Linked DNA regions of Homo sapiens: region 1 is linked to region 2. Evidence: chromatin contacts called from ENCODE Hi-C data. All regions are on one chromosome and are shown on one strand. Each heading gives the region's core, a stretch centred on a gene start or an enhancer-like site at or near the end of the contact. The rest is flanking DNA. Distances are from core to core; before and after follow the strand shown.

Region 1 (7,200 bases), core at 531-3,030, 77 kb before region 2:
ATATTTTGAAGGCAGTCAATTCCATAATACTTGATACATACAGTTAACTATTTTTGTGTATATGTCTTATCTCCCCAACTAGACAATAAGCCCCTTTGATGGTATGTCTTGAATGTACATCCCTCCTGAGGTCCTCTTGCATCCTCAATGAATACTTGTTGATGAATGACTGGGAAGAATAAAGCACAAATCTTAAATTAATTTTCTTGGTCACACATACTAGACTATTTCTACAAATAATAATTTTTAAAATGAAGTAAATATATATATATATACACATGCATCTATATATGTGTATTATGTTTCTCATCCTAATTAAATGAAGCTATTTTTGCAACTGTTTTCCAGTCCAAGTGTAAAACTGTAAAGAATAATGCTAAATGTTAGATCATTAAGTTGGTTTTCTTTAATTATATGGCAGTGTTTCAAAAAGGCTTTGAGTCACCTTTAAGATTCCTTGCCAGGGGTACAGCACACTACATTTAAAATGGCACTTATCTTAGTAAACACATTTCTATTGCAAATGATTTGTTCCAATAAGCAATCCCTTGGCAAAGAGCTGCTATTTCTTCTAGACCCCCTACCAAAACATGGACCTATTATAAGCGCCAGAGAAGAGAAAGCTTAAAAAGCTTCCTTTATCAGAAGTTACCAAGATACATTCCCTAAAGCAGAAGCATCTATTCATCTACCCTTTTCTCTGATTTCAAAACCTATAGCACTTACTTTTTGTAAATATCTTCTATAAGGTAGCTGTAAATAAGTCCTCAAAACCTATTGTGAAGTAAGCTATAGATGTAAATATACATTCATCTTTTTTCTCTCTCTCATTTTCTTTCCTCCTGCCTCTCTCTTATTCTCCCTTTGTTTCTGTTTTTCTAAAACAAAAATCAGTAGGTTGGTCACAGGCAAATACAAGTTCAATTTCTACCAGAAAGCTGAGTTCTTGAGTGATTAAGCATACAAACCAATCATTTGAAGGGAAAAAAAATCCAGTAAAGGCTAAATTATTTTCTGAAGTACTTATTACATTACATGAAGAGCTTATTATGATAAGCTATTATACTTGCAAGATGAATTGAATTCACATTCAGGCAACTCATCTATTCCTAGAGAAACACAGATAAAAAATTTTATAGCAACCTGAAAAGGTTTGTGGAATGGATATAAAAGAGATCAATACTATAAGATTTTAATGTCAAATTGAAACAATAGAAAACATGGTCCAAAACAAGGTCTCAATTTCCAATAAAAAGGAAAAGAAGAGATAACTGGTGAGCAGAGGAGAGGACAGTCCTTCAGGCAGGAGTGGCTGGGGAAGGACCTGGTGGAAGTGTAATTAAGCTGTAAAGGAATCATGGATAGAATTTGGAGGGTGGAAAGCAGTCCACCTGTAAGTTCATTTATTCCACGTGTATTTGTTGATTTCTTACTATATGCTGGGCACCATTCCCAGCACAGGGGCTATCACAGAGAACACATGACAAAGACCCCTTATTCAGATGATATTCTAGTGGGGAAGGCACCACTTCTAGAAATTAGTTATGAAAAAGCAGGCACCCTTTTATGTTTACGTGTACATACATGGAAAGGAGGCATTCATGTTTTTGTTTTCTACTGCCCTTCTCTTGAGCCTGGAAGGTTTTCCTTTGTACTGATGGCTAGCATTCCTCTTAGCTTTGTGGAGATTTGCCTTGCAAACAAAGAGTTCCCTCTCTTCCCTCTTGCCACTGTTTACCATGGGGATGCAGTTAAGGATCATGACAAGCCATAAAAGATTTCTCCTAACTCTTTCAAGTATGACTATCCTGATTATAGCCTCCAGATATGGCCAGCCAGAATCACACACTATTTATAGGCTTAACCCACAGGCAGAATTAGTCATGTATCACACATGACTAAAATGCAAGACTCTCCCAGACCTAGGGTCCTAAACAAATCCCCTCTCCTTCCCTAAACCTTCCAAAGAAGGGCAGTGAGGATGCCCCCACAATGTTCTTCCTACAGACATGTTTATTTAAGATCTCCTCCCCATCCCCTAATCAAGGAAACTACACAACTGAGCTAATCATTTAAATGATGCTACTGAGAAACGAAGCCATTTTCCTTGTTAAAAATGTGCTTGCCACCCTATCCATTTATCTATTTCCTTGGCAGTGCTCACTGTTAATTTATTGCCCAATAAAGCACAGACACTAGCAGAGCTGCTGAACCATGCCTAGTGGAAGCCCCACTATTTCATCCCAGCAAAGGCAACTGACAAGCCCAAAGCACAAACACAAACACATTGGATGCCACAAAGCCGGGCTGGCTAACCCCGACTCCATTTGTCATCCCAGAGACACAGAAGGGAGGGCGGTTTACAGCCTTCTGGAGAATGTAGGTGATTAATAACTATCGATTGTCAGAGGAAATGGAGTAAGTTTGGTCGGTTAGCCAACTGCCATGGGTTTTCTTTCTATTGGATGGTAAACCTCACTGCCGCAGAAGCCATCTCATGGTGAGTTTTGTGGGGAGAGAAACTGAGAAGGGAAGTGATGAAGACCGAGATGGGGCAGCCTTGGCTGGCCATGGTGTCCACCATTCGGGCAGATTGCCTCCTGTTGCCTCCTGCAGCTAACACACAGCCATCACTCATAAAGTCCCAGGCAGATGTGTGCTTTTAGTGCAAAACCTTGGCAATCATTATCTTGAGTGTGGAGGGGCTTTTCTTTTCAGAGTCTCCTTCATGGGCAACTGGATCAACCACACAGAAGGCAGATCCTTCTTATTTGGACAGCTTAGACCTCAGAGAGCCTATACCAACTGAATATTTGTGAGGTAGGATCTGAAAGCACAACCCTGAGCTTCAGGATACTCTTTCTGATGTCTTGACTAGCTCCAGTTTGCCTGGAGGTTTAAAGGAAAATGTACCCAGAAAACCTGGGCTCTTACTCCAGTATCTGTCTAATACAGGAGGAGGAAGCCTTCTCAAAGCCAAAAGAACAGAACACCAAGAGGGGTTCCAAAGATTGGGTTCAAAAAAGTCATTGAATGTTACTTTGAGAAGGAAGCAAGGTCACCTAGTCGTAAGCCTGTATTTTAGAGGAGAAAACTGGGACCCAGAGAGGAATTGACTTGTCCAACGCCCTATTGTGTGTTATGGACAGAAGCAAAATTAGGAGGATGGGTGAAAAAGAAGGAAGTTCCAAAAGCCCACAGGGTCTGCCTTCCATTGCCATAGTCCCAATTGTTGCTCCCCTAGTGAGGGCACAGCTGGCCTAACCACTCACAGGCAAAAGACATAAGACTACAACAGACCCCACAAAACACATGCACATCATCCACTCCTGCAGGAAGTTGTGAGCAGGTTGCCCTGCTCCACCATCACTGCTCAGCAGGAGGTAGAGAGGTAGATGAGAGGAGCACAGGACCTGAGAACCAGGAGAAAAGGATGGCAAGGGAGGCCCAGCCCCAGCCAAGGCCCAGCCCAGTTATGTAATCCACCCTGGGAGGTTATGCCCGCTGCTTTCCATCCACGGATTTTGCAGGATGGGTCTTCACTAGGAAGATGGGGGAAATGTCCCAGAGGGAATCCTCACCAGCCCTGTCCCATGTCAAGTTCTTTATGCCTCTGAACCTTCCTCAAACGGTGTCCCCCCTTCCTTGCCCTTGCCCCACCTCTCCACATTCACAGGGCATCTTAATTCCCTAAGCTGAGTCAACATGAGTACCACAGTCCTCTCCGCTTAACCAGGCTGCTGCATCTCAGAGTGAGCCTCACAGACACGCACAGAATCAGCACCTGCTGGGCATTTTCATGTAATTTGATGATCACCTCTGTAATAAGACTCCTCAGGAGCTGAGACCATCCTTCGTCTACCTTCTAGCATTGTGTCTCCATTGGGCCATTGAGGCCATCTGCTCTGGAAGTTCCTGCAGGGGCCTGCTAACAGGTAGATGCCTAGGCCTAATCCCTGACTTGCAAACTCAGAATCTTGAGCCAGTTCAGGAATAACTGCCTAGAGTGCCTCCCACAGCAAAGGGCATACTGCAGACATCAGGAAACACTCATTGATCACAGAGAGGGGCTTGGCGTCAGGGGACCTAATTTTAACCTTGCTGTGTGGCCCTGCGGAAGTCACTTAACCCTCTGGTATTCAACTTCTTCACCTCTAAAATAAATGTCAGACATTTGTGGATCATGGATGTGAAGTTACCAACACAGATCCAGGCTCAGCAGGTACTCAATTCGAGATGTCTGTATTATGCGTGAGGTTTGTTCATACACAGATTGACCCAGTAACTACCCTGAACCAGATCCCCAGGGAGTGGGTTTCTAAAGGCTGGGGACTGGGCCTGGCTTGAGAATATACTAATCACACAATATATTTATAATAGCCAAACACACTACATAACCTATCATATTATAAATGAATAATACTATAAAATATTAATAGCAAACAAAATATGGTACATATTTTGTGCCAGGCACTATTCTAAATATTTTACTTATATTTCCCCATTTAATCCCCACAAAAAATTTAGAAGATAGTTCTATTATTATTATCCCCACTTTATAGCTGAGGAAACTGAGGCCCAGGGCTGTTAGGTAATTCTCCCAATGTCCTGTAGCCAGTAAATGACACACAGCGGGGATTCTTCAAACTCCCACACCTTCCTGAGATGTCAGCTGGCTGTGTGGTTCATGCCTTCTCTTCATTGTCTCTGCCCTGAGATGTGCTCAGCAAGTGGTCGTTGCCTTAAGAGAGCTTTGCCTTCCCAGCATGGTTGGGGGAAGCTCTCCCTCCTTCAAGGGAGGAGAAGAAGGGGTGAGGAGCCACTAACAGGGCTCACCTGCAAAGTTTTCAGGACCATACCTCCAGGCCAAACTCTAATGAGAAGGAGCATTCCTGGGCCTCAGCTCCCTGGGGTTCAGACTTGGCCCCTTACCATAAAGAGGTCAACTAATGCAAAATGCAGAGGCTGCACCATGATAGCTTTTCCACGATGGGTCTGGGCCAGGATTGAGGGCACTGTCCAGCAAGCTGATGCATTTTTAAAACTTCCGAATCATTGATACTACCTCCCCAGGGAAAGGAAGACCTCAGCAGTTTCTCCAACACCCAGTCCACATGCCAACCTGCCAGAGAAGCTGGGACGGACCACAGCAAAAGCACCAGCACCCAAGCTCTGCCACAGACAACTGACTTTCAGGGACATGAATGACCTCCTCACTGAAAATGACCTTCCCCAGGGGGCTTATTCTCTGAACTTCTGGAATCACCAATCACTTCTCCATGTAACTGACTCTACATCAAAGTCGATGCAACAGATCACATTTCTCACCACTCCCACTGCCCCAACCTGGATGCAAAGTGTCATGGTCTTTCACCAGATTATTACAATAACCTCCTAAGTGGTCTCCCTGCTTCTACACTTGACCCCAAGTACCACAATTGGAGAAGGATGATCTCCAAAGCTGCCTGGGAAGTCTGCAGTTACGCCTTTGGACATGGACTGTTGGGACTTTTCAGTTTCTAAGAGTTCAAAGAAAAAAGAATGCTAGAGATGTTTTCTTTCCATCCAAACAACTAAAGGCTTGTATCTTTCCATTAATCAATACCAAGAGCTGTTCATGCAGCTCAAATCCAAAAATGAGCATGCTGAGTTTCTCAAGTCTGTCCTCTGATGATATGTATATAATCAGCATGCTCTGTTGTAGACCTTTGTGACAATCTGTGTCACTTAGTACAAGTTTACCCAATGTCATTTGCATTTAAGCAAATGGAAAAGAATTTTCTCAGACCCTACTATGACTCTGGCCACCTGATAGGTGCTATAGAGGACAAAACAGAAATATAAAATATGATTCTCTCCTTTAAGGAATGTATTTTTTCTGATGGAGAGACAAAATAAATGCCCAACAGATAGACAAACAACCATATCAGACCATTTAACCATTTCCATATGGTTAAATGGAAATATCAGTAGGAAAGATATTAAACACCTTGGGAATTCAGAAGCAGATGATCAGTTTGGCTAGAATGGCTGGGAAGATAATCTATCAAAAGTAAGAAAAGTGATAAATGTGTGAAGTGTAAATGAGTTGTAGTATTGCATCCCAACAGGCAACAAATATTTCGTGCACTGGATTGAACTGCTGCTAATACTACTTTCCTCTCTCCTGCATTTGGAAAAAAACAAGGTGGTCTCCGAAATCCAGCCTCAACCCAGGACTATGGAAATTTGTAATGGCAGTGAAGACAAAAAATATTTTCTCTGCCATATGCGGTCACCAAAAGCAAAGCAAAAATTAAAGCAAAGTATATAGGATTTGGTATGGTAAAAGTGAAGAATCACATGACGATTCGTTAAAGAATATAACCTCCACCCAAGGGGACAGTTGAGGGATAGCAAAGTCATTAAAGCGTCACAGCTAAAAGGAAAAATAAGTCTTTCAGCTACTATTATCCATCCCTCTGCTATTCAGTTTCATGAAGTGAAGCTACTGGAGTAGACACTGTATTACATCACAAATTTGTTACAGACATTCCTGTAAAAGTGGCTTTTTCCTCATAGACTGAAAATACACCTGAAGATCCCCTCATGATGAATAGGAATAGTCCATTTTAGATGAGTAGATTTTGGAAGTGTTTCCACACTTTTTTTTGTTTTTAGGTTTTTGGGGGGTGTGTTGTTGTTGGAAGCTCCAGCATTTTCCTCTTCACCACCTGCAGCACTGGGACAGCAAAGCTGAAGAATCTCATTAAGCTTCGACAAGACCAATTTTTTATTTTTAGCCAGTCTTTTAAGACAATGTGAACTCTACTACATTTAGAATAATTATTCCATCAACTATTTACTTAAACATTTTAGAGGAAAGGAAAGAAACTGGGAGATGTTTAAGGCTTTTTATAACAGATTGTTTCAAGGGTAAATAGAAAAATCCAAATGCAGCTGCTGAAAACACGTAAGCCCATGGCAGGGTGCCCACTTGCTGCAGCGGAAGTGAATGGTGAGAAGAGATGAAAGATGTGGAAGACAAATGTACCCAGGGCATCCAATCCCAGCAAGCGGACAAAGGGCAGATTCATAACACTACTTTGTGGTTAACTGGTAACTTTCATCAGGGAACCTCAACACACTTTACAAATAACACTTATTTTCCTGTCTCACAGAAGCAGGGAGATAAATGCCAAGCCCAAACGTCACACAGCA
Region 2 (7,413 bases), core at 4,596-7,095:
AATTAAGTAACTTGCTCAAGGTTATACAGATATTGTAAAACAGCCAGGATTTGAAACCAGAGAGTTTGGCTAGAGGTTCCATGCTTTGTTGGTATAAATATTTAAGAAATATTTGTTGATTGAATGAATAATAAATAAATGAATGGCTTCCTTGTGTTTCCTGCCTTCTTTACCAGGGTTATTTGCCTTCAACTTTCACTGGACCCTCTATGTATCAGGCATGGTCTTAAATTCTCTTCACACATTATTCAGTTGAGGGTAGTCCCATCTACCATATCTCCATAGAATCGGTCCCAAGCCTGGTACTTAGAACTGCCCTGCATTGTCAGGCTCCCCCTTTGCCAGGTGGTGCCTCCCTAATCTGAAATCATGGACTGAGTACCTTCAAAAGAAAAATTAAACCAAAGATCAGGAGGAGATGCTTCTGACTTAGTGAGTCTAGAAGACCCTGGCCTCCCTTGCCCACTCTGCCCAGAAACTGAATCCCAGAGAGATGAAGTTATGGGTTTCATACCTGTGTCTGCCCATCAACCCAAGGGGGACAAATGCCAACATAGAATGACAGAGAGGGAAGGAAGAAAGTGTTTTTCCTAATTAATTGGCTCTAAAAGTGGAGAGGAACCAAGTTGGGTTATTATAGAAGCATCAGCGTCCGACACAGGTCTTCAACTGCCATGCAAATACCCCCTACTCTGCACCATGCAGTTCCCATGGTTTACTCTGTTGTGATGTAACTGTGCATGTTTCTACCTGAACCCATTGAACACGGCTTTGTGCTTGAACCTTGAACAATGCCTGGGACACAGTTGGTGCTCAATAAATAATGATGGGATAAATGAATGAGGGATCCCCATTCTCCTACCTACCTTGGCCTTGTCATCATCTCTCACTTTTGCGACTGCCAGATAACACCTAGCTCTATCCCCTTGAGCCATCCAAGTCTCAGACACATTCATATACTGACTGACCTTGAATACATACTCCCTTCCTGAAAGAGATGCTTCCCAGGACCCTGCATCATGGAAAATAGGAATATCATGGTAAACGTTGCTTTAATTGAACAGTGGAATCTATGCTAGTCTTCATGACGAACCTTGAAACACAAGAGTGCTGCAGTAACCATCATTCCTGAATTGTGGAACTTCACAGACTCAGGTTAGCCCCAAGTGATGCTTTGCTGAGCAATTTAAAACCCAGTCATGCAAAGCCAAGTGCTTTCATGTTTGAGAAACAAAAACATTTCAACTGCTCAGCACATCTAAATCAGTACTCCCTTAACAACCCACCTTGGTTCTTCCCCTTGATTCTGAAAGCCAATTTAGTAAGAAAAGCATATTAATAATCTTGCCCTCTCACTGGCCTTCCCTCCCTCCCTCCTATTCCAGCATCTTGCAGCTGGTACCTTGGGTCATTTGTTTTGTTTTTGTCCCTTAGGCTGAAGTGCGTCCACAGTTTTGAAACTGCTAACTAGAGTTTATATGGAAAATTCAGATTAGAAACAAATTCAAATGCACTCTCTCATTTTCCTGTAATACACTGGGTTTCTTCCCCCAATCAGCTAGAAGACTTGCTGGGTACCTCCTCATTGTGTCCTGTTGGAAAGTGTCTCTTCTGGTCACCTTGACTGTTAAATAAGTAAACAGACTCATTGGGGTTGCTGTGTCCTGTGACATTGGCACAGACTCTCACCCCAGCCAAGCATGCACATATCAATGGGCCACCATCTGTGGCAGAATTACCAGACCCAAGATGGAATTTGATGCATCTGTCCTGGTGAAATGGCATTATACTTCTGCCATATTCTTCTGGTTCAAGAACATTGTCCTCAAGCCCAAGGGACAGCCCTGTCCAGCATAAACATGATTAAAATGCCCATTGCCCGACTGCCCTGCTGACCAAGAAACATGGCCAAGCACAGAGTCTGCAAGCAGCCTGCATGTGGGTCTAAAGAAGAGGAAGGGGGAAAGTGTTTCCAGAAAGTAAGGTTGCCAAGATTTGAATCTCAATGTCACAATCTGGCTTTATGACCTTGGGTGAGTCCCTTAATCCCACAGAGCCTCAGTTTCCCCATCTGTAAAATGAAGAGTACCAATATCCTGATGTGTTGTGAGGATTACATGAGATCATTTTCGTAAAGCACCCTAGCACAGAGCCTGATACAGTGTCATTGGGAGCTAAGATTTACCAGCACTCATCATATACCAGGCCTTGTGCATGAACCCCACCTACATTATGTCATTAAGCATCACTGCATGCATAAGAAATGGGTGTTACCATCCCTATGTTACAACAGAGAAGACTGATGGTCAGAAAAGTTAAGTAACCTGCACAAAGGCAAGGAGGTAGAGACGAGTGAACTTAGGATTGGAACTCAGGACTCTCTTAACCACATGAAGAGAATCCAAGTGGAAGGTGCCTCCTACCAACGCTGAGATGAGGTTCGTGTCTGTGGGCCCCTGTCTGAGGCTGGTTGACAAGAAGCTTTAGAGAGACGCTTGGGGATGGCAGGCTTGCAGCCAGAGGCCAGGGTTTGACTCCTGTATGGGCTGTGTGACCAGGGGCCTCTTTACCGCTCGGGTGTGCTTCACCTCCTTCCTCCATAAGACAAGGACAACTGCATCTTCCCTGTAAGACTATTGGGAATAAAACAATAGGGCTTTGTGACCTTTGACCTAAGGTAGGATTCTTATACTACCCCATGCTCTATGACATGATAAGAAGACAGTACCAACACTCAGCACAGTGTTAAAAGATTCCAGCAAATAATAATGGATACTAACATAATAATAGCTACCATATATAGAATACATTATATTTCAGAAACTGTACTAAAACCTTAATTAAAGCACTTAATCCTCAATGCAACCCTGTGAAGTAGATGCTTTTTATTATCCCCTTTTACAGATGAGGAAACTGAGGCATGTAATGATTAGGTGACTTGCTCAAGGTCACAAAACTAAGTGCTGAAAACTTGGGATTCACATGGTTGCATCAAAACTTTATTGAAAGGATTGGTCAATCCAAGTGAACAACACATCTGGACTGTGCCCCATAGAAACAAGCATTTTAGTTTCACTAGAATCACCGGGATAAACAGAGGCAAGCTAACCCCTTTACTACAGGACATCTATGGTCTTTAACTTGTAAATACGAGGAAACCATCAAGAGGGAGATAGAGTATGCAGCCTTTCCTGAGCTTTGAGGGGCAACAGTGTGCTCTGACATACGATTCGAGATGTACCAAGTCTGAGTCATTTACCCTAAATAGAACAGCCTTCCATTGGCTGTTGGAAACACAAAGTAAAACCCAAAGAAGAGAGAAAGCAAAAGTGAAGAGGCCATTGTCCTCGATCCTTTATCTTTTGTTCTCTGATTCAGATCAGGAGAGGTGTGTATGCCTGCAGACCTGGACACCCGCAAGCCACATGCTGAATGAAGGCCCACAGAAGTCCCAAAAAAAGATGGAACCAGGGAAAGGAGGTCAGCCTGGAACAGTCCTGGGAAGCTGAGACCCAGCCCAGAACCTGCTGGAATCAATAGTCTTTAACACAACTGTGACATTAGCTTGGGCTGCTGGGATCCGTCTTGAAAGAAGAAGCTTTGTATATTTCTGCTCTTATTCCCCACAGGATCCAGAAATATATTTCTGTAATTCTTTTAGCTGATAAGTATGAAAAACAGAATTTTAAATATTCCAGTAGGGACCTGACAGAACAGGGCCATCTTCATTAGCTGCTGAATTTCCCAATGACTCCTAGAAATTGACACAATTAGACAAAATTAAGTGCTTCTGTCCTGAGGATAGGCCGCCACTGTTCTTTAGGGCATATCTTTGCAAAGGAAGGTGCTGGAATTCCTCACAAAAGCCACATCCCTCTCTCTCTCACACTCTTTCTCTGAGCAAATCTAAAATCTAGTGCCAAATTCCTTGGAGCTAATTCTAAAACCAGGAAAGCTTTTTGTAAGATTATAAAGATTGTATTGGACTTTGAAGATGAGTCCCTTTGCTCAGCAACTTACTTTCTTAATGCAATCCCTGAATTCTCCTTGCTATGCTCTGAATGTTTATGCCTGCCCACCCCCAATTCATACGTTGAAACCTCATCACCAATGTAATTATATTAAGAGATGAAGCCTTTGGGAGGTGATAACGTCATGGAGACAGAGCTCTCATGAATGAGATTCATGCCCTTATAAAAGAGCCTCCAGAGAGCTGCCTTGCCCCTTCCACCATGTGAGGACACAGCAAGAAAGTGCCATCTATGAACCAGACAGCGGGCCCTCACCAGACACCAAATCTGCTGGTGTCTTGACCTTGAACTTTCCAGCCTCCAGAACTGTGAGAAATAAATGTGCTTATCAGCCCCCCAAGTTTATGGTATCTTGTTACAGCAGGCCAAACAGACTAAGACATTCCTCCATCCTCCCATCGACTGGGCAAAAGGATAATATTACTTCCATTTCTATGGTGATTATGGAAACTCAGACCCAGCAAGTGGCTCCCAACCCACTGGGTGAGTAAGCAGGGAAACTGAGGTTAGGAAATGAACTCAGTTCCTTTTCTCCCCATCATCTTTTCTCCCCTATAAGAAACTTATCAGCAGTTCTTTTGCATGTAGAGTCAATCAGAAAATCATTAGCCAAGGTCAGACAAGAAACCACAGCTTTGGTTTCTTTGATTTCAAGGTTAGAATAAGAGCAATGGAACTTTAAAGAGCATGGATGGTAGTAACTGTCTCTGAGAAGCCAGCCACTCAAACTTTCCAGGCCCAGAATCAACATTTATTTGGAAAAACTTTTTGTTGTCCATTTTTTTAAAGAGCTCTAAACTTCCAGTGAGTCTTATGTAGATCTATTTATATGCCCATTTCTTCTTTTATTTTTTGAGACAGAGTCTCGCTCTGTCACCCAGCCTGGAGTATAGTGGTACGATCTCGGCTTGGCTCACCGCAACCTCTGCCTCCCAGGCTCAAGCGATTCTCCTGCTTCAGCCTCCCGAGTAGCTGGGACTACAGGCGCCTGCCACCACACCCGGCTAATTTTTGTATTTTTAATAGAGATGGGGTTTCACCATGTTGGCCAGGCCAGTCACAAACTCCTCACCTCAGGTGATCCACCAGCCACGGCCTCCCAAAGTGCTGGGATTATAAGCATGATCCACTGTGCCCAGCCTACATGCCCATTTCATAGGCAAGAATACTGATGCATAGGGCACACCACACTTTACAGGCACAAGAATGAACAAGTCTTTAGAGGGTAACTATTTCTTGTGCAAGAATCAAATGCAACTGCTGACACTTACAGTTTTATCACTGGTGACAGCATGAGTGGCTGAGTGAGCAGGATGAATCTTGAGCCTGGGGTGTAGACCAGAGCAGGGGCTTCCAGGTGCTCACACCTCTGGAAAGCAAGAGGAACTGGAACAGTTGGAGTTCAGAATAGGCTAAAAAATCTCCTGCCAGTCTTCACAGCAGAATCTCTGAGTGGAGCACACAGCCATTTTGAAGTTGGCCTACTTGGATGCCAGGGCTCAAAAATTCTAATGTGGCCAAAGAAACCTTCAGAGAACTACAGCAAATTCAACTGATAAATTTGTTCTACTCTAGAAAAGACACTGCCAAAATTCCAGTCCCTATCTATCAGGGACCTTGGATAAGTCCCTTCCCCTGCATGCATATCATCACAGACCATCCTCATATGGGGGTGGGGAGGGTGTCTCTCTCCCCTCTTCAGCTGCCTTCCTACCTCCAGGGGTGCACCAATTCACTGTGATGACCTCACAATCATGCCTGGTGATTATGAGGACTTAGTGGGATGATGCTCTGGGCAACCACAGGGATTGCTCACCGGTGACTCAGTGGTTGACTCAAAGGCTAGAGGGTGGTTTGGGGGTGGAGGCAGAGGTCCAGTGAGCTGGGCTCCACCCTTTCTCTCCCTGCAGTCCCAACTCCATTTTTATCTGTGCTATATGTTGGAGTCTAGCCAAGATGTCATTTGAACAAAGATTCTGAAAGATCAAAGAAAAAAGTTTGAAAACCACCAGGACAATGCTTTCAGGGGACTTTATCCAAAAGACTGCAACAATGTAAAGAGATACGATTGCTTTTATTACTGTGATATGTTTAAAGTATTATAAATTTTTTAAGAGCTTTGTAAGTGACAGAAGTGAAGACATGCTCATTTTAATGTTACCAGTCAACTCTGAGAAGACTAAAGGTCAAGGGACAATGAAAATGTGACCCTTACCAACGACAGAAACTCCCAGGAAGCCACAATTAACTCAAGACCACCAGGATATTTGGGGAAGTTTATCCTTCTGGAAACCAGAATTTCTGATTTGTGGAAAATTCTATAGATATTCTCTGCCAGACTCCAGCCTATTTGGTAAGCTGGCCACAGATGATTTAGAACACAATGACCCTGATACTCACTAGAGCTCTGAGTGTGGCTGGATAAGCCCATTTCAGCAGCATGTCAGCCCCTCCCTGAACTAGGCTCTGTCACTCAGATCTCAGATCTTAGGGCAGCTGTAGTCTGCCCCTTGCTTTCTTATTACCCCAGATAACCAATGTTATCCTCTGTTTTTCCTTCCTCCCAGGGGGAAAAGAATTCAGAACCCTAGTCTGAGTATATGAATTAGACTCTGCAAATTGTTTATATGAGTCATTCTCAAAACTAGGTCTGGAGGGTCCCCAAGAGATCCACAAATTTCTTGCAATATTCATGTAACAATGTTCATCTCTTTAGATCTATTACCATTGAGTAACCCATTGATATTTAACAACAAAACAACAGCAAACACCATCCTGATAGCTTTAAAAGCAACCCTGTTCTTCTAATTGTTTCTAGTGCATGCTTTTTGAAGCTAAACTAGTAGACTGGATTGTCCTCAAGTAGACTGGCTCACCAAAGGTGTCCACAACAAGAACATTTCAAGTTCAGATTGGACAGGAATATTTATGAGGGTTTGACCAGTGCTAGACTTGCCAGACAATGTGCCTGAATAGTCTCCCTGAACTTCTCTCTTAAACACAAACAAGATCCTATGCTGGCTTTCTGGCCACACCTGTGCCAGCCACAAATGGGCTAAAACACGTGAAATGTGCTGTCCGCGTGCAGGGTTCAAATCAGATAACAAAATACACATTGACGGTTCTCTATAGAATGAAAAATATCCTACTTTCATTGCATGCTGGTGTTGGGTCAGAAAACAACAGTTTCTTATTTCTCCTGGTTAGTGGTCCTTTGGAAATCACAGAGGAAATACATGCAGAGAGTTAAGAGGACTACTTCACATCTGTTGTCCCGTGATGCTACTTAACTGAACACTACACTCATGTGCCCATTCCCGTTCCCTTTCCCCTTTATGGTAAATGTTGTCCCATATGACTTTGTGATTGATGGAAATGTTCT

What was found. A loop is a pair of places that touch in the nucleus more often than their neighbours do.
Region 1: a map of PC-3 shows a loop between it and region 2 (4-fold over the local background). The contact joins the enhancer-like site here to the promoter of KCNMA1-AS3 in region 2. A Hi-C loop is called at or near these places in 2 of 168 maps with a recorded cell type or tissue (PC-3 and ascending aorta).

Annotation. Positions count from the first base shown.
Region 1 is chr10:77,272,376-77,279,575 of GRCh38, forward strand. The region is part of intron 2 of KCNMA1 (potassium calcium-activated channel subfamily M alpha 1); the gene reads right to left. Among named protein-coding and RNA genes, the nearest start is that of KCNMA1-AS3, 75 kb to the right of the region's middle. Within about 2 kb of position 1,781, at least 4 of the 41 ENCODE cell types and tissues checked have a DNase peak (open chromatin) inside an H3K27ac peak, as active enhancers do; they include PC-3, where a contact is called at or near this core.
Region 2 is chr10:77,345,027-77,352,439 of GRCh38, forward strand. It overlaps KCNMA1-AS3 (KCNMA1 antisense RNA 3), which reads left to right and starts at 5,846. Exons shown (of 6, transcript NR_126365.1): 1 at 5,846-6,384. The region is part of intron 2 of KCNMA1 (potassium calcium-activated channel subfamily M alpha 1); the gene reads right to left. RefSeq lists an enhancer at 5,248-6,447.